6 separate regions of the Mus musculus genome follow, and all the other regions are linked to region 4. A link is a loop called in an ENCODE intact Hi-C map of the cell type or tissue named here. Cell type or tissue: heart. All regions are shown on one strand. Links, peaks and the distances in the headings refer to the core of each region. The heading gives the core; the rest is flanking DNA. Region 1 overlaps Slc9a9 (solute carrier family 9 (sodium/hydrogen exchanger), member 9). Region 2 overlaps Slc9a9 (solute carrier family 9 (sodium/hydrogen exchanger), member 9). Region 3 overlaps Slc9a9 (solute carrier family 9 (sodium/hydrogen exchanger), member 9). Region 4 holds the start of Chst2 (carbohydrate sulfotransferase 2). Region 5 overlaps Slc9a9 (solute carrier family 9 (sodium/hydrogen exchanger), member 9). Region 6 overlaps Slc9a9 (solute carrier family 9 (sodium/hydrogen exchanger), member 9).

Evidence for each region. Peaks named below come from ENCODE experiments on the same cell type or tissue, not always from the same donor. Only the 100,000 strongest peaks of a DNase experiment are listed, where the experiment ranks them.
Region 1: it touches region 4 in a loop (4-fold over the local background); 34 of 42 quality-filtered maps call a loop at or near these places.
Region 2: it touches region 4 in a loop (3.0-fold over the local background); 8 of 42 quality-filtered maps call a loop at or near these places.
Region 3: a loop joins it to region 4, with 4 times the contacts of the local background. A loop is called at or near these places in 5 of 42 quality-filtered maps.
Region 5: it touches region 4 in a loop (2.1-fold over the local background); 8 of 42 quality-filtered maps call a loop at or near these places.
Region 6: a loop joins it to region 4, with 2.3 times the contacts of the local background. A loop is called at or near these places in 3 of 42 quality-filtered maps.

Annotation. Positions count from the first base shown.
Region 1 is chr9:94,739,871-94,745,155 of GRCm38, reverse strand. The region is part of intron 4 of Slc9a9 (solute carrier family 9 (sodium/hydrogen exchanger), member 9); the gene reads right to left. Among named protein-coding and RNA genes, the nearest start is that of Mir7656, 9.3 kb to the left of the region's middle. In heart, for the core only: no CTCF peak of the experiment used is centred there; no DNase peak of the experiment used is centred there.
Region 2 is chr9:95,183,662-95,188,946 of GRCm38, reverse strand. All of the region lies in intron 14 of Slc9a9 (solute carrier family 9 (sodium/hydrogen exchanger), member 9), which reads right to left. Among named protein-coding and RNA genes, the nearest start is that of Gm32018, 120 kb to the left of the region's middle. In heart, for the core only: a CTCF peak has its summit at 3,156 (motif pointing right); no DNase peak of the experiment used is centred there.
Region 3 is chr9:94,867,040-94,872,324 of GRCm38, reverse strand. All of the region lies in intron 6 of Slc9a9 (solute carrier family 9 (sodium/hydrogen exchanger), member 9), which reads right to left. Among named protein-coding and RNA genes, the nearest start is that of Mir7656, 120 kb to the right of the region's middle. In heart, for the core only: a CTCF peak has its summit at 2,761 (motif pointing left); no DNase peak of the experiment used is centred there.
Region 4 is chr9:95,402,935-95,408,219 of GRCm38, reverse strand. Chst2 (carbohydrate sulfotransferase 2) reads left to right here and starts at 950. Exons shown (of 2, transcript NM_018763.2): 1 at 950-1,643; 2 at 1,747-5,285. The coding sequence starts at 1,929. The coding sequence ends at 3,521. In heart, for the core only: a CTCF peak has its summit at 2,590 (motif pointing right); DNase peaks (open chromatin) are centred at 849, 1,399, 2,039 and 2,579; H3K4me3 peaks cover 2,476 bases; H3K27ac peaks cover 1,897 bases; H3K27me3 peaks cover 877 bases.
Region 5 is chr9:95,062,615-95,067,899 of GRCm38, reverse strand. All of the region lies in intron 12 of Slc9a9 (solute carrier family 9 (sodium/hydrogen exchanger), member 9), which reads right to left. Among named protein-coding and RNA genes, the nearest start is that of Gm32018, 250 kb to the left of the region's middle. In heart, for the core only: no CTCF peak of the experiment used is centred there; no DNase peak of the experiment used is centred there.
Region 6 is chr9:94,924,882-94,930,166 of GRCm38, reverse strand. The region is part of intron 6 of Slc9a9 (solute carrier family 9 (sodium/hydrogen exchanger), member 9); the gene reads right to left. Among named protein-coding and RNA genes, the nearest start is that of Mir7656, 180 kb to the right of the region's middle. In heart, for the core only: a CTCF peak has its summit at 2,864 (motif pointing left); no DNase peak of the experiment used is centred there.

The DNA.
Region 1 (5,285 bases), core at 826-4,825, 660 kb after region 4:
CCCAGTCCTCAGGAAGAGCAGTCTTAAGTCTTAACCAGCCCCTTAAGCCTTATTTTTAAATGTTATTTTTTCTTTATTATTAATTTTCTTTTATTCTCTTTACAGATTTTTATCCTGATAATTTCATACTTATATAATTATTATTTATATTATACATATTTATTATAGAATATAAAAATGTTACATAACTTATATAATGAAATATGATTGAATCTACTCCCCACCTCCCCCTGCAAATCCATGTTCTTCACAGCCCCTCCCAACTTCATGCCTTTTTTTCTTGTTAGATAAGCGCTAGTCCAGCTAGTCCACTGGAGCATGGGAAATCTCCACAATGAATGATTCTCCCTTCCCCTAGCAACTACCAAGTGTCAAAGCTCCTCGGGAAGGGATGGGGTCTGGTGATCGATTTCTACCCAATCTGTGCTGTAGTTTGGACCGTCTTGATCTTGTGCAGGTCACTCCTGTGTCTGTAAGTTCACGAGCACCATAGCCAAGTCCAGTCTAGAAGAAGGTCCACTTCGCTGTACTCCTTCCCATTCTCCTGCCCTGACATTGGTTGCCCCTCCCCTTCAGAGGTGTTCCCTGAGCCTTGGTGGGGAGATGGGGGTGGGGTGGGGTGGGGATTGACACTGATGTTCCTTTTATGCTCAGCACTATGACTAGTTGTTTGACCTCTCTGTTGACTGCAGTCCACTGCCAAAGGAACAGGTTTCAGGCTTCTTTGATTGACCCAGGGATTCTAAGTGGTAAACAGTGCTGGAGGCGGGGCCAAGCAGTTCAGAAATGCGAGCAGGAAGAAAATCAGAGTAAGGTCAGTAAAAAGTTAGAGCTTGCATCACTCTCCAATAATATAGGATCTGTGACACCTAAGTGACACAAAATCATGAGACAGAGGCAAATGCCTTTGAGTTCTAGGTAAGTAGAACAAACGAGTGACTCAGTAAAAACCAAAAGGGAGCCAGGCCTTCTGGGAAACGAGGGATAATGGTTCCCACCAAACACATACGGAAATTTTATAATGTTTACTTCAGGGCAAACACGATACAGCTAAGGGTCACAGTCTTGGTTAATGTGTGTTTTCTGAGATCCATTTTTAACATACAGGACAGTCCTCCCTCCCACTAAAGTTTCTCATGTACAGACATTTCTCACTCTAGAATTCCCTGCATGCTGTAAGCCAGTGGACATCTTTCAGACAACTACAATGCTCCCTCTTTCAGAACTCCAAACATATCTCTTTCCACCCGAAGCTAACTTATTTCATATCTTGTCTTGACATTTTCAAACTTCACATTCTATGTTTCCTTCGTCTGCATACAAGTCTGCTGTGATTTTCTGGTTTAAGGATGGTATGACTGAAGGTGATCCTCTCCATCATAGCATTTTGCATTCAAAGGGGGACCTTCGAGGGCTTGGCAGGAAACATGAAGATGAGAGGAGGAGGAGGAGGAAGAGGAAGAGGAGGAGGAGGAAGAGGAGGAGGAGGAAGAGGAAGAGGAGGAAGAGGAAGAGGAGGAAGAGGAGGAGAAGAAGGAGGAGGAGGAAATGATCAAAGGCAAGGCAGTCACTAGGCAGAGGTAACAGCAGGAAAAGTATGCAAACAGGAAGGCAGAGCCAGTCCTCTCTGGCCACCAACTGCAGGGATTTTCAAGCCTTCTCCCTTTCATCCTCTTCCATCAGCCTGGACCTTTCCCAGACTGCCCAATTTAAGAAACTCTGCATTTTGTGTCTTGCCCTTAACTAAAAGTAGAATCCTGTCTTAATGACTACCATTTATAATGCCCAGTTCTACATAATGAGGTCATTGCCAACTCACGGTCAACAGCCCTCACCCACAGTGCTGCAGTGTATACAATTAGCCTCCTTAAATGAAAAATTCATCTAAGTATCAAGTTATGATTTATTTAAGGCAATCCTGGTTTATATATCTATTAAATAGTGTTCTGTTGAAAAATAGAAAGGACTTTTGGATTTGTTTGTTTGGATTTTTGAGATAGGATTTCACTATAACGTTGAAGCGGGCTTTGAACACCCAATCTTCCAGTCTCTTGGATTACAGGCATGTCAGCCATCCCTGGCTAGAAGCTACTTTTGAAAGATCATGCTGTGATGTTCTCAATGAATCTGGTGTCGGTTCTCAGAGTATTGTCTTGCATTTGTTTGCTTCTTCTGAGTAGAGAACCTTTGCCACGTCGAAGACCCAATGGTCCTAGAAAAAGTCCTTGCTGGCGAGTTACCGTTGCAGTTTTGAGGAGATTAAAATAGTATCCCAGAAAATATTACAACTTGAATATTAAATGTCTGGTATGGGGTTATGTGTTTGAACACCTGGTCCCCAGTTAGTGGCACTGTTTGGGAAGGTTGTAGAACATTTAGGAAGTGGAACCTTACTGCAGGAAGTAGAAATAGGGGGTAGATCTTGAGCCTTTATAGCCCAGTCCTAATTCATGTTCCCAGTCTTATGCTGTTGACCTAAACATGTAGGTTCAGAGTCAGGGGAAGGGCAAGGAGTTGTCCCTTTGTCATGAAATCTAACAAACATTCCATTTATTTGGAATCTAACATTTCCCTGATCACTTCAGACTCCCAATGCCCTCAAGTCAACAGACATGAAAGATACAAGATTGAAGGGGTCTTTGGGTCTTCTTACATTGTACCAAGGATATAGAGAGCTACTAAGGTCAAGAAATATGTGACAGGGTCAAAGTACCTGCAAAGATGCTACCATAAGAAACTGAGGCCACTTGAGAAACTGGAAGATCTCACTATAACGTTGAAGCAGGCCTTGAACACCCAATCTTCCAGCCCAGAGCCAGCAGGATGTCCATAGACAAAAACTGCACTCAGAGTGAACCTATCCTATGAGAGAGGTTATGCGTGCTACAGAGCAGAGCTGGTAGCAAAGCTACCTAAGCTATTTGGACTGAGATGATTCCACCATGAGTCCCAAATGCCAGGCATGGAGGTACAGGGTCTTTTTCCTCCATTCTGGGTGCCATCTTTCTTCAGATCACTCATTCTTTATTATGCTCCATTTCTCCTTTTTTCAAATATGAGTGTATACGCTGCACCCTTGTATGTCAGAAGCATATACTTTAAAAATGTTTATTTATAGAGAGTCACAATTAGGAGATTGCCTCAAGTTTCTAAAAAGACTTTAGACTTTGGATTTTTTTTTTTTAATATTGTTGAGACTATTAAAGACCAGAAGGAACTTGCAAAGTTGGGTGGGATATGTTTTGCATCAAGACTTGGCCATGGGCCTGTGAGCGGCAGAAGTAATTTAAATGTACATAGCCCCACATAGGCGCAGATATTTCAACCCTTGGTCCATACTTAGTGGTGATGTTTGGAAGGTTGTAGAACCTTTAGAAGGTGGAACCTTGCTGAGGTGTGTGTGGGGTTGGGGACAGGCTGTGAGACTTTACATGCCAGCTCCACCTCTTGTTCAGTAGATGCTGGCATAAAGTGAACAGCCTGCCCCATGTCTTCCCTGATCACTACCCTGCCTTCCCCACCGCAATAGACTATATATCCCTGGAATTGGGAGCCAAAAGAGCCTTCTCTCCATGAAGTTAGTTTTGAGGGTGTATTTTGGTTCCAGCAACAGAAACGTTACTAACACAGGCAGACTTGTAGCTGCTTGGAGACAAGATTGTTGGCTGAGAACCTGAGCCGAGGTGGGGTGGTGGGATGATAACAGAATTACTAGCAGACAATTTCAGACCTCCAACCTACAGCAGAGTCAGAGCCAAGCAAATCCAGACCTTAAGATGAAATCTGTGCCATTTAATAATTATCTCAACTATCTCAAACTAATATTTATTAGTTACATGGCGGGCATCCCGTTCTCAGCTTTACAAGTATTCACTCTTTTTTATCTTACCAACATTGTGGGTTCTCTTATTTCCCAGCTGAAGACACCACGATAAAGTTAAATAAGCTGCCAATTTTGTGTAAGGAAAAGGAAGGATTGGAGAAATCTTTCTGGTCATAATCGCTGTCTATAACTATTTGGCAACACTATAACTTTCCACATCAAACATGTCATGCCAGTCAGTAGATGACAGATTATCTGAGGACTGCCAATGTCGTCCCCAGAGAGTTCCCCACACCAGAGGTCAGACTTGTCAAATCAAAATGGGCATATGGCCCAACCACCCACTCAACTCTCCTCCTGGATACTAAGCACTAGGATTGAAATGACATTTTTATGATTGGTCTTTTTTTCTGCTGAGAAACAGTACAATCTCTTTAACAGTTGCTTTCCTTTTTACTGGACACACACACACACACACAGAGAGAGAGAGAGAGAGAGAGAGAGAGCCCATGAGCAGACACAAAGAGATGCACAGAGATACAAAGTGAGCAATTGCTGTCTAGCACCTACATCCAGGACTTTCTTGAGACCCAGTCTCCTTTTCTGGCAGCAGATTTGATGAAAGCTAAGCTATCCAAGCTGCTCCATATTCCTTACTGTCAGTCAGGTCACCATCCTGACTCAAACCCCACAAAGGGTCTGTGTGGTCCCTCCTTGTCCCTGTTTAATGCACCTTATGCATTTCTGTCTTCTTTCTGGTAAGGTATCATCCTTCCTTAAGTCTGGGCAGGATTCAGTGTTAGAGAGCTCTAAGAGCATCGGGAAGAAGCACATGTCTGTTTTCTATTGGAAAGACTGGCAACAAAACTACCCAGCCAAAGTCACTGCAGGTCAGATCCCCGAGTGCAGAGCTCACACACTGCATTGTGAGCGTTGGGGAACACTGCAGACGGGCTGAGAAAATAGACAGACTCAGAGCCTTAATCTCACCATGTGCTTCCTGAATTTCCCCAAACAGCCTTCTTTAGACAACATGTCCAGACGAGCTACATGCTGCCAACATGGAAAAGACAGGAAACCCTGGCTTTATAGAGACAGTTAAAATAGTAACTACTACTGTCATACCTAATAGCACAAACACTGTTTGTCTTCATAGAATACTTTCATTGAATTTGAGTTGCTTCAATTTAATTGAAAGCAAATGACACGAAATCCTTAATAAACAGCAGAATCGGATAGAAGCACAATTTTTATATTTCAAAACAAAACTTGGCAATATCTTCTATTAATTGTAAGGTGATCATCAAAGCGACTTCGCCATATGAACCCTACTTCTGTGATTATCTCCCCCAGGTTGGCCTGAGCTTCCTGGAGTGATTCAAGAGTGTGTTTATGAAGGTCCTGCGACCTTCCCTCTTTTACAAATAAAAAATGCTTAGGTCTAAAGGAAGCTACACAGCTC
Region 2 (5,285 bases), core at 810-4,809, 220 kb after region 4:
GCATTCCAGACTGTTGACAGTCTGGCTCTGGTCGCTGGATATGGCCCACAGCTGGCTAGTTCCCAAGCTAACTGATACCTCTGTGTTCATTGGCCGGGCTCTCAGCCTTACAAAGATACTCAGGCAGCTGTGTGTCTGGATCAGGCGCTTGAGTTTGTTACCTAGGCGAGACTCATCTTTGGAGATTATAACCCGTGGCCCATCAGGCACAGAATGGCTGAACAGTTAAGGTCTGGGATATTTCTGGAAAGCATTACCTGGGATCCATCAGTAAAATAAGTAACTCAACCCACAGAGAAATAATTAGTCTGTGATAAACTGGGATGTGTGAGAATGCTGTTTGGCCACATGACCGCAGAGCAATGACTTGGGATGGATCATCATTAGCAGGGGAGTCCCAAAGGGCTCTGAAATCATGCCACCCACATAGCTTCCCCCTTGGCTCAACACTGTCTGCTCCTGCTTCCTCTTGGTGTGATGTTTGCAGACTAATCTTGGAAAGGGGCCCGAGGCCAAGAACAATTGAATTTACTCAAGTCTTTGTTTACACATCTGTAAAATGGAAATAATGAGGACTCTCTACTTAATTTTCGGGGAATCAATGCAGAATAGAAATGTTTAAAAACAACCACTATTTCAAACCAGTAGTTGTGTGGAACTTTAAACCAAGTACACGGACCTGAGTGGAGACCTTGGTGACTACGGTCTTGTGTCTGTCAACCCGGCCCTGGAGATGATAAGATCGAGAACCAGGCTTGTGGGGGTTAAACAGCCCCCAACATTAACTGCACTGAGCCCACGCACGGCCCAGGTAAATGCCATGCATGTAGTGTGATTGCTTCCCTGGTGTCCAGCTTCACTACCCCAGCTTGCCTGGCCTGAATCTTAATCTTAACACTGACTGACTCAACTGGATGGCCTTCCAGAAGTCACTCCAGCTCCTCTAGGATCAGAGTTTCCCGCTGTGTGTCCCATAGGGATTACAGAAATCTCCAAAAAGCTTACCAGCTCCAGACCTGTCTTGGTTGGCTACGTGACACGTATACACATGAGCAGGGCTGGAATATGCTTCTCGAGTGCTTTCACCCTCCGTAGCCTTGCAGAGATTCTCTTTGGATTTCAAGATCCGTTCCCATAAAGAAGTTTCTACCTTTTGAACACACACACACACACACACACACACACACACACACACACACACACGAAGGGCTCTTAGATTATCTCTAAAATTCCTCCGAAGGTTACTCACTTCATCCATGAGTAGCTGGAGGCTTAGCTTGGGAAGGTTGCAGGGCTCAGGGGGCCATGTGGTGTGATGGGGGGAATCCAAGTTAGTCCTCCACAGCGTTACATTATATTTTTTTAATAGACTAAGGCGACATCAGGGGTGTTTTCATCTATGATTGCACTTTGTAATTATTCTGTCTGCAATAATTTTTTCATAAGACTAAATAGAAAAGGAAAAAAAAAAGCAAGACCAAATTGTTGCTTGTTATTTTGGCTCTCTTTATGATTCTTTTAAAACCAGATTATTCTTGTTTTCTCAGAGCCTGGATACCCGACAAATGTGGATACCCAGGACCGCCTGGGCTCCCTGGTTTTTCTGTAGTTGGTTTACATTCAGCTAGGAGAGTGGAGGCTTTCCAGGTCCTTTCTCACGTTCTCAGTTGAGTAAATGGATACTGTCTGTACTAAAGGAGCCCTTCCTGAATCTCTATGTAAGTGGTATTTCGGGCCATCTAGTCATTCCCTTCAAAGAAAAAGGTTAGAAGAAGGAATGTTTTCAGTCCCGGGTTCCTCCCAGGCCTCTCCGTGGGGCGTCTTGTCCCTGCCTGGAAAGTTTGGAGCTCTTCTCAGGGGTAAGGAGTTAAGGGGAAAGCCTGGCTGCTCCCTGGGTCCTGTGTGCTCACAAAATGAGCCTTGGTGGTGCAACGGGTCTGGCTCACTTTAAAGGCAGTTTTTATGACTTTATTTTAAAGAAGAAATTAAAAGTTTCACTTTGAACATGAACTGGCTCGGGGCCAAATGCATGCTCATTCCTGGGGAACAACATGGTGCCTTGGTTTTGTTGTTGTTGATGTTTTGTTTTGTTTTGTTTTCTTAGTTTTTGAGGCTTGGTCTCTTCTGAGCTGGGTGCCACCCTCCTCCTGTCATGGAGACCTTGCTGGCAGGATTCAGGTCAGCAGGTCTTCAGAACAAGATGTCCAGCTTTGTAAGGAAGCACAAGTGCTCAAACTCTGAGGCACGATGATTAGAAGGGCCAGCGTGGGACCATGAGTGAGGTCGTAAAGCAGGAACTATTCCAGTGGCTGCTTTCTTAGCTTTTCATGGGGCTGCGGGGTAATCTTTCTCAAAGGCTGCTATGGATTTACAATTGGTTTCAAGCCAACACGAGCTCTGAGAGGCTCAGAGTAAAGGAGTGAACTGCGGGGGTGGGGGTGGGGGTGGTTTGGCCTTTGTAAAACAAAACCAGATCATCTAACATTTTTTTTTTAAATCCCGATTTAGAATCTGAATTTGCACTGAGTTGGGAGGTGAATATCTTCAGCTTCTTGTTCGCTCTCATGGCATAATGGACACTCTCTGTGTGGACAGTTTTGTGTGAGCTTTGAAGAACGTGTAGTTAGATGGAACCTATGCTAGCGAGCCTCAGAATAGTAGGGGCACTGTGCCATGGTGTGCAGAGAGGGTGGTGATGAGAGTTGGGGCATTCAGAAGAGTCTGTGCCCCAGGGACTCCCACATCCTCACTTGACTGTATAAACAATGTCAAGCCCACAGAGTTGTAACCTTCATATGTAGAAAATCATATTTAAGTTCTAGCAAACATCTTCTGGGCCTCTAATCATCCAGTGCTAAGATTGTCGTTGAGTCAAACCGGATTGTTTATCTGGAAGGATGTGGGATGTCCTTAGGCTTCTTCTTTTAGATACCAGGAAATGAATTCTGAGAAAGGTCAAGGTTGTAAAAGGGAATAACTGTAAACAGTTGGATTTCCAGAGAGCCCTTTGCCATCTAGCTCAGCACAGATTAAAATGGGCTCTTTCTTCCATCTACCTGAAGTGAACTTTGCTTTTGAACGGTTTTTATTTCATGTGTGCTGGTATTTTTCCCTGCATTAATGTCTGTGTACCATAGATGTGCCTGGTACCCAAAGAGACCAGAAGAGGGCATCTGGATCCTCTGGAACTGGAGTTACAGACAGTTGAGAGCTGCCCCGTGGAAGCTGGGAACTGACCTCTGGTCCTCTGGAAGAGCAGCCAGTGTTCTTAACCATTGAGCTATTTTTCCAGTTCCCAGGTAGTCTTTTCCTTAAGAGCAAGTTGAAGTTGGACCTGGTGGTTCAGATTGGTAATTCCCGCTCTTCTGGAAGATGATACAAATTCAAGGCCTACCTGGGTTACAGAGTAAATCTGTGGCTAGTCAGGGCAGTTAGTGAGACACTATTTTAAAAATAAATACATTAAAAATGGCTGGGGCTCTATGTAGCTGCCGAGAGGAGTGCTTGCCTAGCTCAGGAGAGCTCCTAGGTTTGATCACCAACACTCCCTAAAGAGAAGGCCCACTGTATACTAACTGAAGCTGTCTTTCTGAGCTTTGTGACCTCCTTAGAGGTAAGCACCTCCCTCCCACTGGGGAGAGTTTGCAATCAGCAATGAAGAGAAGACCATCCCAGAAAGCAAAGGCAGAGAAGACTCCGAGAGCCATAAAGCAAACACAAGCATGACTTTCCAAGTTTGATATTGCTATTTTCATTCTATCTAAGCCAAACAGAGACTTTCCACAGCTTGGGAGTGAAATGACGTATTACTTTGGCATGGGGTCAGAAATGGCCTTCATTAATAAACCAACATGCCTGTTCTCCCTGGTTGGTTATGACCCTCTCCTATGGCTAGGTGGGAAGTCAATGCCACAGGCATTTAAATGTCAGACTGTTATATAGGACAGGGCAGGACTTAACCATTTATTTGACCTTTCACATACATCATCTTGTGTTTCCAAATGTATGTACAATCTTACTTTTTAGAGATAAGGAAAGAAAAGCACCAGAAAGGATGACTTAATAACAAGAATACAGTTAAAGTGGCAGGTGTGGGGTCTAAACCTGGGACTTCTTACTCCAATTCAAAATTCCTTGTATTGCCTGAGAATTTAACTTTCCTAAGTCATAAGATAGTCTTTCTTAGTTCCCAGAGAAAAGCAGACTTCCTCTTGGGCAGGCTGGGCATTTCTGTTCTCAAGCACTACACCTTTGACCTTGAGAACAAAGGGACAATCACGGAGAATTAGGCCCAAGTACAGTTCTATTAGAAGCAGGCAAAATGTCAACCTACTGACATAAAGGAGAAATTATGAGGACAGTTCCTGCTCGCTGCATATTTCCTTAGGATGTCCATCCAATTGTGCGGACAGCCATGAGGACAGGAAATACGTTAGGAGGGTTCTTTTTGCTCTACTCGTTGCTCTGGATGACTTTGTCCCCCCCCCCCCCCCATGAATCCTGAACACCAACCTTAAATATCATGAAAAATGTGAGAGAACACTGACATTCCATATCTCAGTGTGTCTAAGAATGTTCTAGACATGGTCTTAGAGAATATTTTGAAAATACACCATGCTCTCTCCAATGGGTAAAAGTTTATACGAGTTAGTACTTGTGACAAGCAGAAATATTCTATTTGTCTCCTAGAAGGAGAAACAAAACAGGAAGCTCCACTATTCATGAAGGAACAAAGCCTGGATTATGACATTTTTGTCCGTTGCATGATTTCTTAGATACAGAGGATTGAAACATCTCAGGAAAATAATCAATCGCTCTGTCATTGTGTCAGAGGTACAGAGTAAGACCTACTTGTATTGTTTAGTGGGCAAGAGCCGGTGTGTCGGTGGCGGAGAGTTTCAAAGGCATTACTGAAACAATAGTGCGTCAAAAGGAACAGGGGTAACTCTGGGAGAAGAACAGATGTGGCCTTCAGACAGTTGTCCTGAGAGGGGCTGTTTGCAGAAGCATGGACATATGTATGGAAGGGGCTGGTTGTTGCTCAAACCTCCATCCTGACCATCTCACACTCTCTTCCAGAACTGGTAAGTAGTTGATCGGCTTGCTGTGACCCACCAAGGCATAAGTGTGAGCCTTCCACACTGGCCAGCAGGGTAAGAGGATCCCAGGGAAGTCAGCTCTTTCATCACCCCACCTTCCTTCTAGCAGATGAAGACTTACCCTGCTTTACATGGCTGACTGAGAAGCAATTTTGTGCGCCTTCCCCAGATAGCTCATTCCTGAAG
Region 3 (5,285 bases), core at 432-4,431, 540 kb after region 4:
AGTATCACTTGGGAGTAGAATTGGATTGTTTTAATGGTGAGAGGGGAGTGTGGGTAAGAACATTGTTTTGTCTTCAACACCTTCTTCTGTTGACATATGGAGTTGCATGTTGGATTTTAGTGCCTGGGCCAAGGCTTTTGATCTTTTGAACTGCAGGTCAATAGCAAGATTTCTCACTAGTTCTCAAGGTCAGTGGAAGAGCTGATAAGACTGAATGATAAATCAGGAAGTCCAAACCTTATTCATTTTTTCCCATCAAGGCTTCACTACAGAGCCTCTGAACCTCTGTGATGGCCTGTGCCCCCACACAGTGAGCCTCTTCCATTCTTGCTGTGATTTTTTTTATTGTTTGTAATATACAGAAGTTATTTTTCTGCAGTTCAGCCTCACATGCAGAAAATAATGTTTGCTTTCTGAGATACAACATTTCTTCAAGCTTAAAGTGGCACAGGGACCTTTCTGTGTCATTTCAAAGCACCATGTCATGGTGATTATGGAAGCTACAGTTTTGGAAAGTCTGTTAGACATTTCCTCCAGCCGCTTTCCTCTCACAAATAGACCACAAGCCATCAGCCTGAGGGTGGGACCATGACTGAGATCTGACCAATCACTACATCCTAATTTCCTTGGAGTACTATGTGATCTAGGGGAGATCTTGAATGTAGGCAGTGCCAAGTGCTCTGTGATTGATATGCAAAATATAAGGAGAAGGAAGTGTTGTTTTGAGCCAAAAATTTGCAAACCTGAGGAAATAGTCTTTTCTGTTTCACAGAATAAGTCATCTATAGGTGTGAGCAAAGACGTCTTATGCTTGCACCTAAGAATCAGGAGGATGAGTGAGAACAAAGCAAAACAAAACAAAAAACAAACAAACAGCCACGCTGAATCTTTGAGCCCAGCATGCCCCAGTTGGCTCAACCCTGAAGCACAGGCCAATGGATTCCCTTGATTATATTAATCTTTTTTTTAAATTTTTTATTAGGTATTTAGCTCATTTACATTTCCAATGCTATACCAAAAGACCCCCATACCCACCCACCCCCACTCCCCTACCCACCCACTCCCCCTTTTTGGCCCTGGCGTTCCCCTGTACTGGGGCATATAAAGTTTGCAAGTCCAATGGGCCTCTCTTTCCAGTGATGGCCGACTAGGTCATCTTTTGATACATATGCAGCTAGAGTCAAGAGCTCCGGGGTACTGGTTAGTTCATAATGTTGTTCCGCCTATAGGGTTGCAGATCCCTTTAGCTCCTTGGCTACTTTCTCTAGCTCCTCCATTGGGAGCCCTGTGATCCATCCATTAGGTGACTGTGAGCATCCACTTCTGTGTTTGCTAGGCCCCGGCATAGTCTCACAAGAGACAGCTACATCTGGGTCCTTTCGATAAAATCTTGCTAGGGTATGCAATGGTGTCAGCGTTTGGATGCTGATTATGGGGTGGATCCCTGGATATGGCAGTCTCTACATGGTCCATCCTTTCATCTCGCTCCAAACTTGGTCTCTGTAACTCCTTCCAAGGGTGTTTTGTTCCCACTTCTAAGGAGGGGCATAGTGTCCACACTTCAGTCTTCGTTTTTCTTGAGTTTCATGTGTTTAGAAAATTGTATCTTATATCTTGGGTATCCTAGGTTTTGGGCTAATATCCACTTATCAGTGAGTACATATTGTGTGAGTTCCTTTGTGAATGTGTTACCTCACTCAGGATGATGCCCTCCAGGTCCATCCATTTGGCTAGGAATTTCATAAATTCATTCTTTTTAATAGCTGAGTAGTACTCCATTGTGTAGATGTACCACATTTTCTGTATCCATTCCTCTGTTGAGGGGCATCTGAGTTCTTTCCAGCTTCTGGCTATTATAAATAAGGCTGCTATGAAGATAGTGGAGCATGTGTCCTTCTTATTGGTTGGGACATCTTCTGGATATATGCCCAGGAGAGGTATTGCTGGATCCTCCGGTAGTACTATGTCCAATTTTCTGAGGAACCGCCAGACTGATTTCCAGAGTGGTTGTACAAGCCTGCAATCCCACCAACAATGGAGGAGTGTTCCTCTTTCTCCACATCCACGCCAGCATCTGCTGTCACCTGAATTTTTGATCTTAGCCATTCTGACTGGTGTGAGGTGGAATCTCAGGGTTGTTTTGATTTGCATTTCCCGTGGTGGCGCACGCCGGTAGGATTTGCTGAAGGAGGCAGAGGCAGGAGGATCACGAGTTCGAGGCCAGCCGGGGATTATATTAATCTTAATTGTGTTTCTGTCAAATACATCTGATTTATATACCAATGAATTAAAGTTCAGTAGAATTGAGATAAAGAGCCATCAATATGAAATCACAGCATTAACTTATTTATTTTTGTTTCATAGATCATTCTGTCATTCTTGCTGCATTGTGAGCAAGCCAAGTTCTCCATCATGGGTATGAGTTCCAAAGAAGTAGCAAGCAAGTCATAGATCTAAATCTGAAAGTCAAGAGATGGGCCAGAGTCACTGGATAAAGCCAAGGTCAGATCCTAGTGATCCGAAGAGGCATTAAGAGCTAGGGGTAAAAGAAATCCAAAGACATAGTCAGGAAACAGGAACCAGAGATCAGGACTAAGCAAAGCCCAAGAGAGCAACAGTGGATAAGAATGCAGTACCACATTGGGAATGTCTCACTTACAGCTACTGTCAGCTGAGTATGGTAGCCTTGGTCCTAATTAAAGAGCCCAAGAACCTTCCCCGTTACTGCCATGTGATACCACCTAGTGTTTAAGAAATGAAATAACCAGAGAATTTGATTGCCTGGACAGGAGTCCTTGGGCAAAATGAACCCTGCATTAGTTTTCCATTAATTATGTAACACAAGAGTGTCTATCTAGACAGCCATCAAAACAAATGTGATTCAGGCTGATTATCAGTTTCCTGGCCAATATTAACTTTTGAATCACCTTCAGCAAAATGTGTCAAGACCTAAGGAACTTATTTTTAAGCTAAACAGATTCATGAGAAGTACGTCTCCAGGTTGTGATGGCAGTGTCTGCTCACTCTCATCAGCAAGCATATCTTCTTATCACTCCTCTGTTTTCTAGTAGGAGCCAATGAGAGACCCAGAGCTAATGAGAGTATCGAAGAGGGCTTTCCAAAACAGTTGGAAGAAGCACAATAAAGACTATTAAACATACATCCTCAAAAAAGCTGTTAATGAGAGGATTAATAAATGCCTCCATCTGCACCTGAAAAGACCCTAATTGATTCGGTCAGTAATTATTGGAGAAACTGCCAAACAATTAGTTTGTGTTGTGGGGGACAGAGAAAGGTCTAACTTGTCTGTAAGGAGTTTGTTTTCTTCTTAAAAATGATTGGTATTGGAATGAATGAGATTTCCTTAGGGACCTATTTTATATCTAAATTCTACAGTTCTTCTGAACTGACTGTTGGAGGAATGTTTTCTATTGACATTAAATCCTGTGATAGCTATTATTTGCCCAGCTCACTGAGGGCAGAGATGGGTGACTAAATCCAGGCAATTGGTAGCAGTGCTGGGCACATGTTATTGAATTGCTGGATAGTAAGTATCTCAGGGTTCCTCTTAGCTCCATGGTTGAGTCTCACAGTGTCCCATTCCCTTTCATGTTAAATTCCCCCTAAGAAGCAAGGGTCTTAGGAGTGTGGTCTTTCAAAATTTCACTTGTGGATAAGTGCCAAGCGTTCTCTGGCATCACACTTTCTGTGACATTTTCTAGCAAAACTTCTAAGCAGCATGGCACTCTCCTTTAGAGGGAGAAAATTGCTGCTCCATTTCTCTTTCCTTTAATGAGCTGCACTGAACTTTCTTATCAGTATTTGCTTTACAAGGAATAAAGGCACTTAGTGTGTATTTATTACCCTCCAAGAGCCTGCTCTTTAAAGAGGCCCTTAGTTTATTTCTAAGAAAACTTGCAGGCATTTATGCACTGTGGAGTTATTTAAAAAACAAAACAAAACAAAAGCATGTTCCATCACAATACTGCACTTACTACTTTGAACCTTTAAACTATATTTATATCAAAATAGTATATAGTTTACATATGACATATAAGTATTTTGCATATATATAAACAGCATACAGCACATCACTATATCATCATAATTATAGGTGAAATACAAAGACAACGAAATATGTGATTTGCATATAATTATTATAATATAGATAATTTGTTGTTGATGTTTTTGTCAACTTGACTTAAGGTAAGGTCATCAAAGAGGAAGAAACTTCAACTGAGAACATGTCTCCATCAAATTGGCCTGTATATATTTCTGAGGGTATTTTTTTTTTGGATTAATGATTGATATGGGGAGGGTAGGCAGTGTCATGTCAGCACAGGTGATCCAATATAAAAGAATAAACTGAACAAGTCAATTAGCAGAACTCCTCCATGGTCTCTGCTTCAGTTCCTGCCTCCAGGTTTCTGTCCTGTTTGAATTCCTGCCCTGACTTCCCTCAAAGATGGACTGTGCTCAGGACATGTAAGTCAAATAAGCCCTTCTCTTCCTAAGTTGTTTGTGGTAATGATCTTCATCACAGCAACAGAAGCTAACCAGGAAAGAAATACTATATAAGTACATAGGTATCCACATATAGTTGATAGTATTTTGTTTTGATTTGATTTTTGAGACAAAGTCTCATTGTGTAATTAAGACTGACCTTGAACTTGCTTTGTAATTGGTTGGAATTCTATATCTAGTCTAGATGTACTAATAATACTACTATTTACTAGATGTAAATAGAACAAATTAGGTTGATTTGTCTTACTTAAAATGTATTGTGCATCTCTTTACATCAATATATTTCTTTCTCTATCATTTTTTAATTTATTTTTTATTAGATATTTTCTTCATTTACATTTCAAATACTATCCTGAAAATCCCCTATACCCTCCCCCCCACCCCCACCCTGCTCCCCAACCCACCCACTCCTGCTTCCTAGCCCTGGCATTCCCCTGTACTGGGGCATATATTCTTTGCAAAACCAAGGGCCTCTCCTCCCACTGATGGACTACTAGGCCAAACTCTGCTACATAGTCAACTAGAGACACAAGCTCTGGGGGGGGGGGGGGTACTGGTTAGTTCATATTGTTGTTCCTCCTATAGGGTTACAGACCCCTTTAGCTCGTTGGGTACTTTCAGTGACACAATGCACAGAACTTGCTAAACCACCTGGCAACCATTGTACACAACTTCATGGCCTCAAATACTTCTTAGGATAATTTCTAGAAGTGGAGTTCCTTATTAAATGACCCAAAGCCTAATGGCTTACTAAATAATGC
Region 4 (5,285 bases), core at 689-4,688:
ACAATGGAAGTTTATTCCCTCATCAGCGAAAGAAAAGTATACAAACCAACGCAGACCAAACTAAAAAGTAACTTTCAACGTCCAAAAACGTTTTCCTTTGCGATCAAGTTCTTTGATCTCATCTCTTCCTCTTTAAAGTCAATGGACTCACTATCACACCACAAATTTAAACAAAGCGCCCTCCCCTCCCCCCAGCAGCCCTGTCTCAGAGGGTGTCAGCAGAGGTGGAAACTCCACAAGCCTAGAACATCTGCCGGGCAGGAGGTGGGGGTGGGATCATCGAAACCTTGTGGCCTTGTCCAAATCCAGGACACTCGGAAAGGTTGCGGAGAGGCATACTCTGAAGCCTCTTCAGTGACCCCGGGCCCAGAAAGATTTATTACTTCCTCCTTGAGGGAGAAACCACAAACCCGCTGGAATGGGCTAGCACCAGGGCCAAGGCTTCAGAACTGGGTTCCCGCTGCACACAGCGCTGTTGGGCGGTGCTGCTCGCGTCCTAGGAGGGGACACCAGTGCTGACCGCTGGGGATGAAAGGAGCGTACGTCCGGGGTATTTCTGCTCAAACTTTTATCACCAACTCTTCTCCAGAGCGAATCCTGGGAGCCGAGTCGTGCAGCTACAGAGAACCCAAGTCTCCGGCTGTGCGGGCGAGCTGGGAATCAGGCGCCGGCGCCGCGCCCCGGGCGCACCTAGAGCTCTGTTCTGCTACTAACGGCTGGAGGCCCTAGCAGCGCCTCCTTGAACCGGGTCGCATCTCCAGCCCCTAAGGAGGTGGCGGCGGGAGTCTGGAGCTGCGAGGAGGGCGGGTGTGGGACAGGCAGAGGAGGAGGGGAGCACGGCGAAGGGGAGGAGCCGGGGCGACAGACGGCGGCGCGCACCAACCCCGAGCGGGCTGGCAGGAGCCGCGCAGAGGCCGGCCCGAGCGCGTTGCAGGCGCCCGGCGTAGGGGGAGTCGGGTAGCAGCATCCTCCCGGGCGCCGCTTTAGTGCGGCCGCGGCGGGGGCTTCCTCTGCCTCGGGACCTCGTAGGGCAGAAGCCGCTGGTGACGCGGGGGTGGGGGGTCCCGCTCTTTTGCCTTCAGCTAGGTGTACAGAGTCCTGGGCCAGTCCGCGGCCACGGAGCGCCGGGGCTCGCCTGAGCCGCCCGCCAGGACATCCTCCGGGTGATGGAAGAAGCAGCCGCCGCTGCGGGGCCGCGCTGCACCCTATCCGCGGCCGCCGGAGGGATGGGAAGGTTCGCTACGTGGAGGCCAAGAGAGAGCGATGGAGAGCAGAACAGCCTGGAGCTGGGGCGTATGTAAGCCACCCCCCACTGTCGCCTCCTGCCTGCTTCGTGCCCCAGAGCCTGGAGGGAAGCAGCGGTCCCGAGAGACCTAAGGAGACGTCGCTGGAGCCGGGACGCGCCGCGCTCGGTGGAGCGCAGAGCTGGGCTCCGGGCCCGGTGAAAGTTTCCCCTCCCGGGGTGCAGGGCGCCCGCTGCTGGAAAACTCTGCCTAGGGCTAGGGCAGCGGAGTCTCGCGGCTCCCTCGAAGGCTTGGGGACCCCTAGCAGAAGAGAACCGGAGAGAAACCGAGGAGAGTGCTAGCCGGACAGTCCGCCGGTCGGGGATCTGGGGACGCTCCGAGGCGCACCCTCCGCTCCAGGTGAGTGGAGGAGCCCGCAGACTAGAGGGTGGGCGTTACTCAGGCGGAGGAGGCATCTGGACCGGAGACTGGGCTCACCCATTCACTCCGCTTCCCCTCGCAGGTCCTTCTCGGAGCCGCTGCCATGGGAGAGCCAGCCCTGGGCGCCGGGGACCAGCAGCCTCTGCCGCCGCGCCCGCCTCGGATCGGCGGCCCCAGTCCCGGCGCCCGCAGCCGGCCTGCAGCGTCCCCCTCCTGGGCTGCAGGGCCGCCTCCGCCGCGCCGCCGGCCCCGGCTGTGCCTGTGATGAGCCGCAGCTCGCCGCGAGCTCTGCCCCCCGGTGCGCTTCCCCGGCCGCTGCCGGCCGCGCCTGCCGCCGTGCAGCGGGCCCTGCTCCCGCCGTGGCCCCGGCGCGCAGGACGCCGCTGGCCTGCGTCCCCGCTCGGGATGAAGGTATTTCGCAGGAAGGCGCTGGTGCTGTGCGCGGGCTATGCACTGCTACTGGTGCTCACGATGCTCAACCTCTTGGACTACAAGTGGCATAAAGAGCCGCTGCAGCAGTGCAACCCCGACGGGCCTCTGGGTGCCGCGGTAGGGGCGGCCGGGGCCGGCTGGGGACGGCCGGGGTCGCCTCCTGCAGCGCCACCCCGCGCTCACTCTCGCATGGACCCCCGCACCCCGTACCGCCCTCCTGCCGCGGGCGTGGGGGCAGTTCCCGCAGCCGCGGCTGGGAGTGCAGGAGCTGCGGCCTCTCTGGGCAATGCTACTCGAGGCACCAGGGGTGGAGGGGACAAGCGGCAGTTGGTGTATGTGTTCACCACGTGGCGCTCGGGCTCGTCCTTCTTCGGTGAGCTCTTCAACCAGAACCCTGAGGTGTTCTTCCTCTATGAGCCTGTGTGGCACGTGTGGCAAAAACTGTACCCCGGGGACGCCGTTTCCCTGCAGGGGGCAGCGCGGGACATGCTGAGCGCTCTCTACCGCTGCGATCTTTCGGTTTTCCAGCTGTATAGCCCCGCAGGCAGTGGGGGGCGCAACCTCACCACTCTGGGCATCTTTGGGGCAGCCACTAACAAGGTGGTATGCTCCTCGCCACTCTGTCCTGCCTACCGCAAGGAGGTCGTCGGACTGGTGGACGACCGCGTGTGCAAAAAGTGCCCACCTCAACGCCTGGCACGCTTCGAGGAGGAGTGTCGCAAGTACCGCACGCTGGTTATCAAGGGCGTGCGGGTCTTCGATGTGGCTGTGTTGGCGCCGCTGCTTAAAGATCCAGCCTTGGACCTCAAGGTCATCCACCTAGTACGTGATCCTCGTGCTGTTGCCAGCTCCCGCATCCGCTCGCGTCACGGCCTCATCCGGGAAAGCCTACAGGTGGTGCGAAGCCGGGATCCAAGAGCCCACCGCATGCCCTTCCTGGAGGCTGCTGGCCACAAGCTTGGTGCCAAGAAGGAGGGTATGGGTGGCCCAGCAGACTACCACGCTCTGGGTGCAATGGAGGTCATCTGCAACAGTATGGCCAAGACGCTGCAAACAGCCCTGCAGCCTCCTGACTGGCTGCAGGGACACTACTTGGTGGTGAGGTACGAGGATCTGGTGGGAGACCCCGTTAAGACCCTACGGAGGGTATATGACTTTGTGGGGCTGCTGGTGAGTCCCGAAATGGAGCAGTTTGCCCTGAACATGACCAGTGGTTCGGGCTCCTCCTCCAAGCCTTTCGTGGTGTCAGCTCGCAATGCCACTCAGGCCGCCAATGCCTGGCGGACCGCGCTCACCTTCCAGCAGATCAAACAGGTGGAGGAGTTTTGCTACCAGCCCATGGCCGTGCTGGGCTATGAGCGGGTTAACAGTCCTGAGGAGGTCAAAGACCTCAGCAAGACCTTGCTCAGGAAGCCCCGGCTTTGAGAAGGGTTCCCAAGAGATCTGACACTCTCCGGAGACACCCACAAAAAGGATGGTGTTGTGTTTAAACAAACACAGCCCAGACCCAAGCTGAGGAAGCCCACATATTCTATTATAGATATATAATATAAATAACCACACAGGCACTTGCTGTCAACGTTTTGAGTCAGTGCATTTCAAGGAACAGCCCTCAACTCACACGTGCAAACACACACACACACACACACACACACACACACACACACACACACACACACACACCCCTCAGAAAAGGCAAGACTTGAAAGTTCTGACAGATTGCCCTGTGTCCCTGTCTCTTCTCCCTCTCTCCTTCCTCCCTCTTTCCCTCCTCCCTTCCATATTGAAGTGGAATGTTGATAAATCAAGTTCCAGTAACCCAAATCTTGTTTACAAAATTTTCGTGGTATCTGTGAATGTGTAAGAGTAATTTGGATGTGGGATGGGGTGGGTGGAGAAGGGGGAAGTGACCCCCAGAGCAGAAAGCCCCCACTGGGCTGGTAAATCAAGGAGGCAGGTCTTCAAAGTAGACTTTTGTGTCAGCAAAGGTTATATGTGAGTATTAATAAAGAAGATAATAAATAATAGTCTTTTTATATTTGATTCCATTACTCCGGCTTTACCAGTGTTACTTGTCTCTGTAGCTTCAGGTGGACCCTGTCCCTCCATTTCCAGCCATCTACTTGCTAAGCTGGGACAAGCCTCTGCCTTCTTACTAACCGAGAGTTGTTTTCTCACATGTAAAGCGTTGCCTGCCAGGTACCCAGGAATGGAGCAAATCTACAGGCAAAACCAAACAGGGTAGAGAAGAAAGAGCACACACTACTCTCCTGTTCAGCTTTGAGTCCAGAAAGGAAGAACAAGCCCTGGAGAGTTGAAGGCATTCGGTTTTGATTACTGCTGTATTGAGTTGAGACAGGGTACCTCGAAGCAGAGACTGCTGGTTTTGTTCTGATGTTGGTTCAGGGGGGAAAAAAAAAAAAGGAGAATTTGAAAGACTTTGAAAGCATACAATTTTTTTTTTTTTAAACAAGTTCTGATGACTAGAATACAGTTTTCAAAACGAGGTGATCACTTTTGGCAGTGGTAGCAGCAACTTCTGTTTGTTAGTGGGATAAGAGAAACGTCTGTCTGGAGTGTATTCTGTCTATGACACAGTAATCAGAGGCATATGAAAGCAAACACGTTTTAACTGGGACACTCCTAGGTTTTCTTTCTCCTCTGTCCCATCCAAATTAATGATATTAAAGGGCAGGGATTTGAACTCATTTACTTGGGACTTGGGGTGTCCTGGAGATATGATGTTCTCTTTATTTCCTTAAGGCAAATTTGCCAAGCGATGAACATGTTGCAGACAGTGTAGGGCTTTAGCTAAGAACGTTTGGATACTGGAATGATCCCAAGGAAGAGGAAATAGATGCGGCTTAGTGTGTAGGATTTTGAAATTTGCTGACTTTCAGTGAGAAAACTATTGATCTTCCCAGCAGCGGTTATGATACTCCTATGTCTGTGTCCTGAACTCATATTGTGCTGATGTGTTCTGTATGGTGTCATGTTACGATAAGAAATTATGAAGCCCAAATAGGAAAAACAGACAGTATAGTTGTATATTGTATATCATATCAAACACGGTACAAGTCCAGCATCCTTGCAGCTTTGTTTTAATGTAATTTATTATAAGATTCAGGAAAGCTAACAAGTGTGGGTTAAATGCTGAGGACTTCTTAAAAAAATAATATGTATATAGGA
Region 5 (5,285 bases), core at 729-4,728, 340 kb after region 4:
TAGGGGGCCCTGCATCCTCTCTGGTGTCCTCATGTGATGCACAGATATACATATAGGCAAACACACTCATACACATAAAAAAAAATCTGTGAATGTTAAAAAGAATTTCTTGTTAAGAGAAGCATTTAAAGCAATTAATTTTTAGAAAAATAGACTAAAATTTTAACCACAATTACCTTCATGTGAAATGAACCAGGCAAATGTTATTTTTAAATAATATTCTATTTCTAATTTTAGGCGATAAACATTATTTTAGTGTGCACAAAATTTAAACACTTGATCAAATGCTTGGAGTTGGCTAATAAAACATAGAATTAAGTTTACTGTTCTGAGCAATAATCTTCAACTCTCTGAGAATCCTATTAAAGTGGCAAAAGGACTGTATAAAAAAGCAGGCTCCTGATGAGGGAGAATTAAAAGAAGAGAGAGAAGAGTGGGATTGCTTCAATAGCTAGGTCAGAATAAACTGTAGCCCATAAGGACATAAAGTCAGAAGGCAGAGCAGCCTGAGAGGACAGTAGAAACCATGAGCAGTCTGTGGCAGCCTTCCCAATGGGTCCACCAAGCCCTCCCTTAGCACTGCCCTGTGTGTTTAGTAGAGAACATGGTTTGTCTGCCGTGGCCTTGTGCTAGCAGACTACATCTGAGAGAGGAGGGAGGAAAGGGCTTGAGGAGACGGTGGAGACCCTGATGTTCAGACTGAGTCCTACAGAAAATAAATGTAGCCAGGGCTGCTGAGAGAGGAGAGATGGCCAGGGACACTTGGGATCACCATCTACAAACATGGGAGCAGCTACATTAATGCTAGTTGTAATCTACACTGCAATAATCCTAGCACCGAACAGAGTTTAGGAAGAGGAGGAGGAGGAGGAGGAGGAGGAGGAGGAGGAGGAGGAGGAGGAGGAATTAGTCTTCAGTACATTCCTCTGGCATTTTTCCAAGCCAGACAGTTGCCCTGAGTACAATGAAATCGTCATTAAGTCATATTTTGCCTCTAATAGACAGTTCTCTGTCCATGGCAATTTCCTCCTTGTGAAGCTAAGTGTAAACCTGAGTACTATTTTTAATAACTCCAGTTAGAATCCTGTATTTTGACTATGGGATTGATCTTTAGGGCTAGATGGAAAATGGACATTTTAATATAATCCCTTGGGTTTTCACTCTGTAATTTTTTTCGTAAGCAGCTCCATTTAGAATTAAAATGTGCATTACCAGGTAAAAGGTTGTAACTGGTTAAAAAACAAGGCTTTATTTTTCTGGTGAGAAGTTGGAGATCCTGGAGAATTTAATGGTGTTGATGAAGATGCTGCAATCTACCCAGGCTAGAATCTATTCACTGCTTACTGAACCAAACAAAAGGAATAGGAGGGGGAGCCCCCACTGCCTGGGCACGTTCCCCATTGCTTGTGCACTTCATAATCCCACATTTTCAGAACTGCAGATGAGCATGGGGCATTAACATAAAAGGGAGATGGGACCACTTTGTTTGATTTCTGTGTGAGCAAAATGGATGAAGCAAATATGATGCAGGGGAGATGTTTATCATAAAAAGACACACCTCCCAAGCAGCAGCCAGATGCATGTCTCAATACGTGGCACCTTATAAGATCATAACAAATATTTAAAAAGGACTTTAGCCACAGAAAATATAATTTGATGTATACCTTTTGTATTCTGACTCACTTAGGAAACCAAAGATAACAATATTGGGAATTTCATTGAATTGTAGTTAAGATACCCAGTGCATACACAAAGAACTTTAGTCCTTAAAATATCAAATATGCATTTTTCTTGTGCCTAGAAAGCATATATTTGTTCCTGGTCACAAAGAAAAGCATCATATATTTAAAGAGAAAGTCATGGTGGAGGTGGTAGAGGTGTCACTCAGTGCTAGAGCACTTGCCTAGCATGCCCAAGGTCCTGGGTTCGATCCCCATCCCTGAGGCAAAGCAATTAAGTTTGTCAAGCATGCTGCTACACAGCTTTCTCCTCAGCATTGATAAGAAAGATGAAGTTCAAAGCCAGCCTAGAGTATAGAAAACTGTCTCAAAACCAGACAAAAGAACCAGGCTGGGACAATGACCAAAAGGAACAATAACAACAACAACAATAACAACAACCAATGAAACAAACAAAAAACCAAAAAGCCCTCAGAAAATTTAAAAGGTTATTGGAAAGATAATCATTTAGCAAGAAAGGAACTGTCTAGGAATTATGTATCAATGGCTGGGAAGATGGCATAACATGACGTAACATGTAACATGACATAAATGTTTGCTATGCAGGGAGGAGGACCTGAGCTTAGTCCCTGGGAGCAGTGTTAAAAAGCTGGGGAGTATGATACATCTTTGAAACCCCAGAGTTGGAGAGAAGGAGACAGGCAGATCCCAGGGCCTCACTGGCCAGCCAGGTTAACCTAGCAGGTGAACTCCAGCAGTGCTGAAAGGCTCTATCAAAATAAAAATGGTAGAAGATGCCTAAGGGACAATTCCAGTCTACACACTAACACACATGTACACACATACAAAAATTAGATATCAAGAGCAAATTAAACTGAATCATCCAAAATATGAGAGTTTAACTGAACATGTATTACCAGTGGGATGTTAAACTGGAGAGGTCAAGAGTGTTGGGAAGAGGATAATTATGTGGTACCCAATTATTGCCCCACAGATTGAAAGTAAACTATAAAATAAAAGAATGTACCCTTGTAACACGTGTTACCATTGTCCTATAGGAATAAACTCAGCATTGTGACAATAAGCATCCTGATGGAGCATTCAGGGCAAGGCCCTACAACGCACAGTCAAAGCAATGCACACTATTAAGCACAAAATATCAACAATGGGTATCCTTGGGAAAAAAAAAAGGACTCAACCTGATTTCAAAGTTTGACCTAATTTCTCATTTATAAGAAATTCAATATAGGAAAGAGTATATTAATTGACACCACGAGGAAACAAGTCCAGAATGTGGACAAGCATATAAAACAGCTGACCTGGTTTCTTCTATAAAAATCAATATCATGGAGAAAAAAAGAGTCAGGCTCAAATACAATATATTACCTTGAGTCAATCCTGAATTTAAAAATACCTATAAAACAGTTTTGTAATAACAGGAGCATTTGAACATGTACTGATAATGTTGTTGTAATGCTTTTTACACTTGTATTTTGGATACTTAATAGAATGGTTTTATCCTTTAAGATGCATGCTTCAGCATTAGATAAGGATATGATGTCCGTCCCAATATTCAAACAGATCAGCAAAACAAGAAGAATACATTTAATGTGTCTTGAGGTGGGGGCTGTCAGTCAGGGGTAGAGTGCTTGCCTAAAATGTGCAAAACAGTACGACAAAAAGATGGTTTACATAGAGATATAGTAACTGTTTATATATTTACAGAGGGATTATTAACAAAAGGAAAAAGTAGGTGAAAAGTATATATGCATGTTCATATTTCTTTTACTATTAGGTTAAACTCTGCAACTTTACTAACACTTGACTCTCTCTTCATTTACCAAACAGCAATTTTACATACCACATGTCACAGAGAAGAGATCTATGTGAAAAATGACTTAAGGAACCAGAGGGCTTACAGTAGGTAAAGACACTGTGGTGGTTTGAATATGTTTGGCCCAGGGAGTGGCACTATTTAGAGGTGTGGCCTGGTTGGAGGAAGTGTGTCACTGTGAACATGGGATTTAAGACCCTTCTCCTAATCACGGGAGAGCCAATCTTCTCCTAGCAGCCTTCAGATGAGGATGTAGAACTCTCAGCTCTTCCTGCACCATGCCTGCCTGGGCATGGCCATGGTCCAGCCTTGATGATAGTGGACTGAATCTCTGAGCTGATAAATCAGCCCCAGTTAAATGTTGTCCTTATAAGAGTTGCCTTGGTTGTGGTGTCTGCTCATAGCAGTAAAACCCTAACTAAGACACCCACCTTGTTGTTGTTGATGTCTCCTGAACTTTTGTTTTGTTTGTTTGTTTTTTATTTTGGTTTTTCTTTTTTCTGCCTGCTTGTTTCTCAGTTGTTGAGAGAGAGAGAGCTATGAAGTCCTCTGTTCTGAGTGTGAATTTGCCCATCTCTCTTTTGGGATCTGCCAAACTTGTCTTGTCTTGGAAAGCAATGCTGTTAGCTGTGTGCTCATTTTATATAGTCACACTGTCTGAGTAAACTGATTCTCTCATCATTACATAACCTTCTTTTTTTATTTCAACCAGAGAAATATCCTTGCTTAGAAGACTATTATGTGCAAGACCTCATCTGGGTGTATGCTTGGTAATGCATTTCTAATTCTCTTATGTTTAGCTGGCCTATATCACACCTATGTCTTAAGTCAAGTATGTCTCTTATTGGCATCACATTGTTGATTCTTTTTATTCACAGTTTTCACTCACTGACAATTTATTTCATTAGTTGTTGCAATAACTAATGCATTTGGGTTTGGATGTATAGTAGTGTCACTTAGCTTTTGTTTATGCTGTTTTTATGTTCTTCTCAGTGCTTTCTGGGTGAATGTGTAGAGGAATTTTAATCCAGCAACATGGCTGCTTTAGCAAGGGATCACATCCAAAGATCTACATTTGTGTGATCCAGCTGGAATACAGACAGGCCTCACACCTTTAATCCTCTGGCTGGAATACAGATACACCCTTAGTACATGCGTTTAAGGTAAAATTAGTTTATAGAAGGAGTCAGCCATGTTTGAAAGTGATGTGTAATTGAGTGGCAAACAAAGTGGTGAATCAGAGAAACTTTTGACAGATTCAGAGGTAGGACACACCCAATTCTCATGAGAACAGATAGGGAAGGGAGTCTATGTAATAGCAGTCCAGGAATCCAGTGTATTCTTTATTTTAGACATCACTTTTAAGTTCTAAAAGCCTCATTTATCTCCATTTCACAATTTAATCTTCTTGTTGATTTTATTTGTTTCTGTTGTATTTTCTATTACTATTTTGTCTGTGTATGTATATGTATGTATATGTATGTATGTGTATGTAAGTGTGTGTGTGTGTGTGTGTGTGCATGTGCTATATGTGTATATGTTTGCTTTTACTTCTTGGAGTAGAGTCATAATAGCATTATAACATAAAGTATTATTCTCTGAATTCCAACATCCCTGTCATCTTCAGGTTAGCTTCTATTATTTTTTCATTAGTGATACATATTTTTTCCTAATTCTTCACACACTGAGTAATTATGAGCTCCTCTTAGAAAATCTGAATATTATGTGAAATGGCTTGATCAGATTCTCCTATGAAATAATATTCATTATTT
Region 6 (5,285 bases), core at 533-4,532, 480 kb after region 4:
TTTTCTATGAGTATAATAAATAAAGTATATACATATAATATCTCTCTGTGTATGTGTGTGTGTGTGTTAAAATGATTATGTCAGGAGCCACCTAGGATAGGCTAAAGGCTAGCAGGTGATTTTCCTGAAGATAGCCCACCATTTTTACATGGTCCATGATGGGTGATCTCTAAGAGGCAAGGCCCAAAGAGACTGCATCTCAGGATTGCTTCCTGCAGCTGATATGCCTTTTCTGTCATGATTAAATTAATATAACAATTCCTGGGCATTAGCCTACCTATTGGGCAGATTTTCTTCAGATCAACGAAGATGTACTCTTTTTTTTAGCAAAGCTATGTAGACAAACTGATGATTTCATAATTCTTAATAATGATTCTATAGAATTCCTAAGTTTATACAAGTAAGTTTTGAGCCCTCTATAATATAGTCTGCAGTTTGGGCTCTGTAAACATTCATGTGTCATGGGCTAATTATACTAAGACAGAAAGTATGCATGAAACAGATTTATGATCAGGGTAAACATTCTTTCTGGTCTGTCTGAGAAACCATTATCTGATTACTAAAGGTCATAAAACTGGGTATAGACAATTTATTGTAGGTGCTCAGACCAAAAAAAAAATATTATCTGGTTTATCTATACAAAAGCTCAAAACTAATGAGACACTAGGCAGATGATCTGTCTCTTGACAAAATCATGTTAACTTAAGACATAAGAATTATTGTATTAAACTCGTAATGAACCTGTGGATGTAGTGACAGATAATAAAGATTTAGTTAGATAACTAGTCTTATGAAAACACATGTAAACATCTCTGTTGTAACTCTTTATTCTATTTATGATTCTAATTTTTGTTTGGCCTTATTGTGAACTTTAGAAGTACCATATGATCATGTACTTGAAAACATACAAGAACTAGGAACAACGACAGTAATAGAGAAGCAGAGCAGAGCAGAGCAGGGCAGGGCAGCGCAGAGCAGAGCAGAGCAGAGCAGATCAGAGCAGAGCAGAGCAGAGCAGAGCAGAGCACAACAGAACAGAACAGAGCAGAGCAGAGCAGAACAGAGCAGAACAGACCAGAGCAGAGAGCAGCAGACAGGCTTCTTATTACCTTACCGGGTGACAGAGTTTTTGTTTGTTTGTTTGTTTGTTTTTGTTTTGTTTTCTTAACAGCAAGTTTCTTCTTACTGACAAGTATTACAGGATTTTCCCTGTCCAATCATATTAGGGCAGTGGGAGGCTTGTGATTAGACAGGAGAAGGGAGGCAGAGTGAGGAGTTGAAGAGACAGAGAGGTCTCAGGAGGAGAGAGAGAACCAGAATGGAGACTGTTGTGGTGTTATTAAAAGGTTAGAATAATTGGGTTAAAGCTTTATCATTATCAATTGGCTTTGAAATTATTATATTGGCATCTTGTAAATTGTGTTTAAATTGATATATAAATCTAATTGGTTAACTATAAGTTTAAGAGTCTTATTTCTATCATGTAATTAGGTGTTGAGATGGATAACCAGGGGTGCGTGGGGCGTTACATGGAAGCAAGTGGAACTCACTGAGGGGGTCGGGTGGCGGGGGTCGGGGGAGAGGGGCATTTTTGAGATGGCCCAGCAGGAGCCTTGTGGCCTTGCAGGGCCAGGAGTTTGTGGGCTGAGATCACCTGGCACAGGGGCTAGCCGCAGAGAGTTGGTGGGCAAGCACTAGTGCAGGAACGTGCCAATCGTCTTTTTTAACATTTCCTGCAACAGACAAAGACAGATTTTTGTTTGGTTTGGTTTGCTTTTTGATTTTGATTTTTATACTCAATAAAAAGATAGAAGTTTTTTTTTTTCTTTCTGTAAGCAATGAAGGTTGTAGCTTATTTTTCATCCAGAATGAGTGAGTTCTTTCTGCTCTGGTGTTTGCACAATGAAACCTGCTTACAGGGGCTTCTGCTCTATCCATCAAAACTACATATGCATTTTAAGTATAAGAGTTCTAAGTATTTAAGTTGATGAGACAGATGGTTGGGCCCAACAAAAATGTGAATGTGTGTCTGAATGTGTGTAAGAATGTGTGTGTCTGTGCATATTTGCTTGTGTAAAAGTTTTTCTCTCATGAGTGTGACTTTCTTTTCCTGGTTCAATAAAAGTTAATTGCTCCAAGCTTCTCTCTCACCTCACCAGGGAGGGGAGAAGCTTCTGGGCAAAAGAGAAAGGAGCGCTAGCAGTAAATCCTCTAGTGAATTCCCTGGTGCTATATAGTATATGTTAATGGCCAGAGAATTATAAAGTAAGTTTATAAAGAGTTAAGTTTCCAGCGCTTATTCAAGCACAGAGAATTATAAAGCAAATAATAAGAGAGATAAAGAATTAAGTTCCCCAGTGCTTCATGAAGCACACAACAGTATGAGAGAGTTGGGATTTTAACACAGAGCAGTTAGAGAATTAAAAGACTGGAGATCATCAATTTTTGGCCCGTGTCCAACACTGTGTCTCACTTCAACCCATTCTAGCTGGAGCAGACCCCCAGCAGATTAAAATAGCCATAAATATTTAAAAGAACCTTCCATTTTTCTGCCAAATCTTTAATCCTTAACAAAGAAATTCAAACTATCAGCACTAATTCATTGATAAGAGTTTTTGATTAACTAGGACATAAATATGAAATGTCTTCCCCTGCCCTCAATTACTGCTCTAATTGTACTATATAGAATCCACCTTTGTGTTGGTTTAGTAGTTCTGTTGATTTCTTGGTCAAACTCTATTAGTCAATCACTTTTCTTGATTTAAACTTATCTAAGTCCAACTTTAAACCTTAACATTCAAAGCAGGCTTCCTCTTCTCCACACAGAAAGGTCTTTAAAGGGATGAGTAGCAGTGAGGTCCCCCTGCTGGTACCCCATGGTACTGGGTGTCAGAGGGTATGCCTGGCTCTTGGTCTGGGTCTTCCTGTGATGTGCTCTAGTCACACTCTGCTTCCTATTGAACCATTCTCCCAGAAATCTCAGCTGATGCTCTGTTGAGAACTCCTTCCTGTCATGTATCAACTCAACCCTCATCTTCTCTGCCAGCTATACATATTCCTGCTTATTCCCATCCCTCAATCAGCAGCTGCTTGACCTCAGTGCCTTTACCTTGTCTCTTGCCCTCAAAGTTCCCGATAAGTTTCCTAGGTGAAGAAACATGGCACTTGCTGTCTTATTTCGCCTAATTCCCAAATACACCAAACCAGAGAGGCTACAGGTCCTGCTCCAACTGGCTCCTGCTCTATTAATTCTATAGGCCAAAAAAGGCACCAGAACTCTGTGTGCTCGTGCCCCACACTTGTAGGATCTATGACCAATAATGCCCTTCTTTGACAGTACTTAGAGAGAGAGTTAACTTTCTCCCCTAAAGGATGATTAGCAGTCTAGTGATTCAGGGGAGTTCCCTCCCTCAGCTATGTGTGAGGAAACATTCCTGTGAGAAGGGACAACACCATTATCTCTCAACACAACTCTGTGAGGTCAAGTGGATCCTTCCCAACACTTAGTACTGGCTGGTTCATTGACTTGAGCAGTTGGAAGATGCGGCCCTCTTTACTATGCAGCCTTTTTGCATGTTTAAGCAAGTCTCTAAACCGATCTGGAAAATGAGAAAAGGCTCATGAGAAAAGCACTCTTGTGACTTGCGACATTTAATGTCAGATGCTCACAGTTTATTTTCTCCCTGTCTAGGATTGGGTTGTCATTCTGCATTTTGGGACACATTTTAAAAGAGCAATACAGCACAGAACGGCAATGAACTTTCTCAGAGGCTATCCCATTTTGTTGGGCTTGTAAGTCACAGGCAGGGACCAGGCAGGAGAAAAGAATTAATTACAGTGTTACTTCATGTTTAAAGCTCTTTGTACTAAGAAAAGAAAGATGAACAGAGCAAGAAACAAGTGGATCCTTATCTATTATTTATCTTTTAATAACTATACCAACGTGCCCTTTCCCAGGGGACTTGCTTAATTATGAATAAGGAATTGATTTTTATGGGGCCAAGAATTGTGTGTACACATTGGAATTCATTCTGGCGTCTGCCTGCCCATTATTCGGGCTTATGTTCTGCCAAAGGCTGATGAAGTTCTGTCAAGAGAACCTGCTGTAAAACATAATGGTTTCAGGAATTGGGGGCATTCCAGACACCCTGGGAGGTTAGAGGAGCTGTCTTAATAATAAGGGGTCCTGGCCAGAAGTTCACTGAGCTTGAGTTAGAAGCATAGGGTTTCTTCCCAATGGCCTTTCCATGGGGACCTTCACAAGGGCTAAAGGGGCCTGCAATGGGCTGTGCCATGGAGGATCATTAATTAACTCTTTTGCCCTCTGAAGTATCATTTAATGATGGCTTGCTAAGAGCCCAAAATCATACCTAGGCCCTTGACAAATATCATCTTGCTATTCTAATGTCATCCATGAAAGGAAAAGACAAGGATAATTCCGCTGGAAGTAGAGTTTGTGTGTCAAGCCAAACTGATTCATTCCAGCAACAAATATCCATCACCCCTACTGTGTGCAGACATTGTTCAAAGCTCTGGGGATGCAACAGGGACAACACACAGCCGTTCTTATGTTGTAGTGGAGAAGACAACATAAATACAGTGAAGCTAACAAATACACGATGAAATGACAGCAGCTGAACAGAAACTAGGGTGGCCTACGAGGAAGGAAGTGTCCACTGGAGGGTGAATAGGTGCTGTGCAGAAAGGCTGCCTGAAGATGGTGGTGAGGGAAATGAGGTGGGAAGCGCATCCTCTTCTCTGAAGCACAGCATCCACCGAGGGCCAGAGGAACCACTAAGAAGCCAGTATGCCTGGGGCCATGTGTGCAGAACATTCAAGGAGGGTCAGAGGAGCTATAAGAAGGCCAGTATGCCTGGAGGAATGTGTGAAGGGTAGCAGGCAGGTAGAGAGGGGATGCAGCTGACTCCTGGGAAGCCTTTCAAGCCAGTGTTAGGATTTTCCTCTAGGGGTTCAGGCCCAGCCACTGAAGAGCTTGGAGGTAGAGGAAAGATGTATAGAATATTCCAAGAAACTGCATAGAAAGTCAGGCAAGTGACAGACTGACATCACAGAACAGCAAAAGACTGAAGCAGCCAGATCTCTCAATAGCTGGAGGCTAACACCTGAACAAGATCCCCGAGAAGGCAAGGGTAGTGAGGAGGAAGATGAAGAAGGCACAGGAAGGCCAGAGGATTGATGGATTTCAGAGAAGCAGCTGCAGTAAGCATAGCAGAGGTGACCCTGCAGAGGAACGACTTGTGGCCCCAGAGGAACAACTGACCTCA